2 separate regions of the Homo sapiens genome follow, and region 1 is linked to region 2. Evidence: chromatin contacts called from ENCODE Hi-C or POLR2A ChIA-PET data. All regions are on one chromosome and are shown on one strand. The core of a region is the stretch at or near the end of the contact, and the rest is flanking DNA. Distances in the headings are between cores, read along the strand shown. Region 1 holds the start of SLCO4A1-AS2 (SLCO4A1 antisense RNA 2). Region 2 holds the start of NELFCD (negative elongation factor complex member C/D).

The links. Hi-C counts contacts between places; a loop is a spot of excess contacts on that map. ChIA-PET counts read pairs that join two places held with the same protein, here RNA polymerase II (POLR2A). Pooled maps may share reads with other maps.
Region 1: a pooled map shows a loop between it and region 2 (7-fold over the local background). The contact joins the promoter of SLCO4A1-AS2 here to the promoter of NELFCD in region 2. A Hi-C loop is called at or near these places in 1 of 168 maps with a recorded cell type or tissue (vagina) and 1 of 50 pooled maps. POLR2A ChIA-PET finds 5 or more read pairs at or near these places in 1 of 52 experiments (activated naive CD8-positive, alpha-beta T cell).

What each region holds. Positions count from the first base shown.
Region 1 is chr20:62,650,918-62,653,747 of GRCh38, reverse strand. SLCO4A1-AS2 (SLCO4A1 antisense RNA 2) reads left to right here and starts at 1,562. Exons shown (of 2, transcript NR_183965.1): 1 at 1,562-1,938; 2 at 2,240-2,830. All of the region lies in intron 1 of SLCO4A1 (solute carrier organic anion transporter family member 4A1), which reads right to left. RefSeq lists enhancers at 1,081-1,270, 2,051-2,140, 2,151-2,450 and silencers at 1,451-1,580, 1,691-1,870.
Region 2 is chr20:58,979,956-58,982,731 of GRCh38, reverse strand. NELFCD (negative elongation factor complex member C/D) reads right to left here and starts at 1,476. Exons shown (of 15, transcript NM_198976.4): 1 at 1,363-1,476. The coding sequence starts at 1,422. RefSeq lists an enhancer at 718-1,218 and a silencer at 1,141-1,620.

The DNA of each region.
Region 1 (2,830 bases), core at 313-2,812, 3.7 Mb before region 2:
GCAGCCCCCACGGAGGCAAACAGGTGTCACATATGCCCCCGAATTTGGGAGATGACAGAGGCCTGAGGAGGGCCCAGAGAGATGACCTTGGGGTTGAGGCAGAGTTAGAGCTTAACAGACACACTAACTCTAAGGTCAGCGTGGCGGGTGGGAGCGGAGGCGCAGCCGGTGATCCGCCATGGGGCTGCGAGGGGACACAGGGGCCTCAGTGAGAACCAGCCCCGGGACAGGCCTATGCTGACAGACACTACAGCATTTGGGGATGACAAATTGCTGGCTTTTTTTGTTTTGTTTTGTTTTTTAATAAAGGGGCAACTTCATCTGTGAAGGCAGATAAACCGGGCCCAGCATGGTCAGGCCGGGAGCAGGCCATGGGATCTCCCCCAGGTCCAGGCAAGGCTTGTTTTACGTCTGGAGAGATCTGGCGGTACCAGCACCCCTTCCCCAAGGCCACAGGGATCTCAGGATTGAGCCCCCAAAGCTGGGCTCTGGGTCCTCCCGCCACGTCCTCTGCCGAGGCGCGGTCCCCACAGGGCTCCTCTGTGGAATCGGAGGTCTCGCCCTCTCAGCGAATGGATGCCTCAGCCCCAGGCTCCTTGGGACGAAGGCGGGCAGCTGCTGTGAAGAATCCCGCTGGGTGGCAGGGTGCTAACACCCGCTGTGCACACTGAGCACCAGCTGTGTACCAGGCACCGTCCCAGGCCTCACAGTAGGGGAAGAAGGCCCAGGGGGGTCAGTCATTTGCTCGAGGCCACACAGCCCGCCGGTGGCAATGAGGATGCAGCCCCCGCAGTCTGGCCCCAGAGCCAAGCGTCTGCGTCACAGCTGCCTTCTGACACCTACTGAAAGAGCCGTGCACGCTCGTGTGGCACTCACGTGCAGCCGCTGTTGACCTTGGACACTGCCGGGAGGCTGTTTGAGGCCGTATTTGGAGGCCTCGGACAGCAGAGATTCCACAGCATTCATGCCTGGGGCCTGCTCCCTGGGTGCCCGCGGCCACACCCGGGGGTTTATTTACAATGCCAACACCTATCCACGAGCTGGCAGGCCAGGCTGGTTTGGGACCTGCTGCGTCAGAAAGGGAGTGTGCGTGGAAGGAGAGACATTCATATTGTAAGAGCAATGCTCCACGCCTCCCCAAGGGGCAGAGAGCCACCCACGGCCACCCACGAGCCACAGGCTTTCTACTGAAGCGAGCTGTCACAAGGATGACGTCCCAGGAGCATGTGTAACACAAGAACTCGAATGCCAGGAGTCAGCGGAAAAGCCGGAGGAGCAAGAGCCCCGGGGCGGGACTGACGAGGAGGCGCAAGGGCTCCACCGGCCGCCGGCCGCCGAAACAGAAAGCAACCTCAGAGGCCCGGAGGAGGACAGGCCAGGCTCAGAGCCACGCAGACTCCCCAGGCAGCCTGTGGGTGTGTTTCCCTCGCATTGTTTTTCTTAGTGCAGGAACACAGAGCCAAGAACTACCCTGAGGACTGCCTGGAGGTCAAGGTCCACCCACACACACAAACACGTGCACACGCACACACATAAATAGCAGAAACTTGACCTCATTTCCGGGCTGGGCCAGAACATGAAGGGAAGGAGCCTCAACAGGGCCAAGGAACAGCCTGACGCAGGCGGGAGAGTGCTCAGAGGTTCCGCCTAGCTGCACGTGCTGGCACGGGGAGGGGGGCCGAGCGGGGGTGGGGGGTGTGGGGCGGGGCAGGGTGGGGGAGGCGGGGGCAGGGGGAGTGGGTCGGATTCGGCAGCACTTCTGCAAAGGATCTGATGGGGTCCCTGGGATGCTCAATGGTGGGCAAGCCCACGTAAACCATTGCGAACCAAGACGCTGGCTGCCGTGAAACACCCGCTCAACGCCCGGGCACTGGGCTTGCCTCATACAGGCAGTTTGTTCAGCCCTGGCCTCAGGACCAGACGCTGGGGCCAAAGCAGGTAAGGGGGAAGGGGGAGGATCCCGTCTGCATAGCTTTGAGAGGAAGCCAGATTGCTAAGTTTCGTGACCAGCAATGGCCACAGAGAAACAGAAGGACTTCCTTCTTGAAAATGAAAGCCACAACTGAGAAAGAACAGGTAGTTGTAGGTGTCCAAACAGCTCCAAGCTGAAGGCTGTTTTACCTGAATTAAAAGCTCTGACATAAATATGTAAAGCTCAGCCGAAAGTTACCTATTATGCACATTTAAATCAGCAAATTTAAAATCCTCTTTTAAATATCAGCCATGTGGCTTCCGACAGATGCCCATCAGACGGCCGCAGACGATGAGAATTACATGGCACCACTCAGCTCACCAGCTGTGCACCTCCAGGGGCTTCCGTTGGGGCCTCGTTCTGACGTCTTTCTGAGATCCAGCAGCGACCTGGCTTCGGGCCAGCCTCCCTTATCTGAATCTCACGCAAGCAGCATGTGTGTGACAGTACCCATTCCATCTTCATCATGCCCAAGAGTTTCAGCTCCGGGTTCTCTTCTGAAGCTGGAAATCTTCTCTGGGAGGCCGTTTCCCCATTAAAACAGCGGTGTCTAGATTGGAAAGGGGAGGGTGGGCCTTCCATGACTCAGGGCTAAAGGACAACAGGAGCAAACATAAAAGCTGGCTATGATGGGGCGTCTGGCCTGGCTCCTGCCATCCAGGGGACAGATGGGTTGTGGAGTGACGCTGGGCAGGCAACACTCTGGACTCTCAGGGCGATGAGGAGGGTCCCACATTCATGCATTTCCCAAAGGAAGTTTCCAGGATTGTACCAAGACCTCACATGGATACGTCCTAAGCACTGGCATTTACTGAGCGTGCCGTTCTGAGCTGGTGAGCCAGAGGGATGAGAACTCTG
Region 2 (2,776 bases), core at 227-2,726:
ACCATTCAGCAGCTCTCCAAGGATCTTCAGAACCTGCTCCCTACTGACCTCCTGCCACTGCTTCCACCAGGCAGCTAACATCACAGGGCTTCTTTCAGTTCCAGAAACACATCGCCCGCCTTGGCATTTTAGACCATGGCTCCGAAGCCGCCATCACACCACCACCCATGTTTATCAACGTAAGCCCCACTTCATCCTTTATTCCCTTATAATACCACTTCAAAATGCACCAGACATCCCCAATCTTGATTGTTGTTAAAAATGCAAGTTCCTGGGCCACGAGCAGTGGCTCACGCCTGTAATCCCAGTACTTTGGGAGGCAGAGGTGGGTGGATCACCTGAGGTCAAGAGTTTGAGACCAGCCTGGCCAACAAGGTGAAACCCCCTCTCTACTCAAAATTTTAAAAATTAGCTGGGCATGGTGGTGGGTGCCTGTAATCCCAGCTATTCGGGAGGCTGAGGCAGGAGAATCGCTTGAATCCGAGAGGCAGACGTTGCAGTGAGCCGCGATGGCGCCATTACACTCCAGCCTGGGCAACAAGAGCGAAACTCCACCACAAAAAAAAAAAAAAAAAAAAAAAAAAAAAAAAATGCAAGTTCCCAGGCTCCCGTCCAGACCAACTGTTGGGCCGTCTCCAGGGGAGGGACGTGAGAAGCTACATTTCAATCATGCGCCTCAGTTGGGTCTTTAGAGTAAGGTGGGGACACACTGTCCAGACTAGAGCTACCTGCCCTGGCTCTGCAGTCCCTGTCCTCAGGGTGGAACAGTGATCCCTCCTGGGCTTCCACCCCAAACCCTGGAAGGTCAAGGCCCGAAAATCCTTTCCATCAGTTTGCCCAAAAACAGATGAAATCAGCCCAAGGTGCTGAAGAGTACAGTTTATAAAACAGTAAAGCACATGTAGGAATGCCCTAAGTTCTACTTTTTCCTCATGATGCTGCTGTGAAGTTTTTCCACTTTATTTTTGTTTAAAAGTCTGTGAGCTCCGGACCCAACCCTCCACCTTAGCGTTGGTGTCCCGCCCGCCGCGGGGGTCGCAGGGCCGGCGCCGGGCCTGGCCGGAGCGAGGGGGTACTGGGGGCCTCGGGCCGCCCCGCGCCAGAGCCTCCGGCGCCTCACCCCCACCCCAAGGTCCTGCAGGCGAGGAGGCGGGGACCCCGGCGGCCGCGCCGCGGGACCCCGGGCGGGCGGGGGCGGGGCGGGCTGTGCTTGAACCACACGGTGACCGCGCGGGCCGTGCGCGCGCACACCCCCCGCACGCCCGCAGCCTCGCGCCGCGCGGCCTCTCCGGGAGTGGGGCCGGCCCGCCGGCGGCGGAGACGAACGATTCTCTCTAGGGTGCGCCCAGTGCCCCGCCTCACCTGGCCGCCGTCAGCCTCGTCGCCCCACTCGGCCGCGCTCCCGTAGTAGTCCTCGTCCATGATGGCGCCCGGCACGGCCCCCGCCATGCCCTCCCGCGAGCGAGCGCGGCGCATGCGCGAGGCGGGGACGGGCGGGCGGGCGCACGCGCGGCCGCGCGCCTCGGCCCGGGCGGGAGGCGGGGCCTGGAAGAAGGGGCGGGGCCTGGAGGAAGGGCAGGGCCGCGGGCTCGGCACTGGGAACAAAGGGGACCGGCGGAAGGAACGCCCCCAGTCGATCCCGGAGCGATGCCCGGGTGGACCAGGGGCTTAGCTCCGGAGAGAGGTTTCCCACTGGATTCGTGCACAGCCCCTCCCCTGCGGCGCCGGCTCTGCGAGCCCCAGTTTCCTCATCTGGCAGCTGGAAACAAATCCTTCCGGAAGTGTCCAGGACCCACGAAAGTGTTTTAATTTCTTTTAGTTTTGGTAAAAAGTACTAAACGCGACCGGGCGTGGGGGCTCACGCCTGTAATCCCAGCACTTTGGGAGACCGAGGCTGACGGATCACTTGAGGTCAGGAGTTCGAGGCCAGTCTGGCCAACATGGTGAAACCCCGTCTCTGCTCAAAATACAAAAATTAGCCGGGCGTGGTGGCATGCGCCTGTAATCCCAGGTACTCGGGTGACTGAGGCAGGAGAATCGCTTGAACCCGGGAGGCGGAGGTTGCAGTGAGCCAAGATCGCACCATTGCACTCCAGCCTGAGCGACAGAGCGAGACCCTATCTCAAATAAATAAATACATACATAAAAAGGGCAGGGCACGGTGGCTCACGCCTGTAATCCCAACACTTTGGGAGGCCGAGGCGGGCGGATCACCTGAGGTCAGGAGTTCGAGACCAGCCTGGTCAACATGGTAAAACCCCTTCTCTACTAATAACACAAAAATTAGCTGGGCATGGTGGCGGGCGCCTGTAGTCTCAGCTACTCAAGAGGCTGAGTCACGAGAACCGCTTGAACCCAGGAGGTGGAGGTTGCAGTGAGCCAAGATCACACCACCGCACTCCAGCCTAGGCAACAGAGTGAAACTGTGTCAAAAAAAAAAAAAAAAAGAAAAAGAAAAAGAAAGAAAGAAGAAAGAAAGAAAAGAAAAGAAAAAAGAAAAGAGAAGAAAAAGTACTGAATGCAGTGGAAAGTAGCATTTTTAATTTTTTATAAAGTGGAAGATAGGCCCACAAAGCAAAAGTGCCCAGAGCTGACAAAAATCTCTGGAGAAAGGACCTCTCTGGTCGTTGCCAAAGGGAGCAGCTGACGCTGTTGTAAAGCCCGCAGCTCGATTCCCAGCGTGAAGTAGGGGGTGAGAATATGACAGCCTCCTGATGATCACGGAAAGGTTTTTGTTTGGTTGTTGTGTTTTTGTTTTGTTTTAATTTTAGATTCG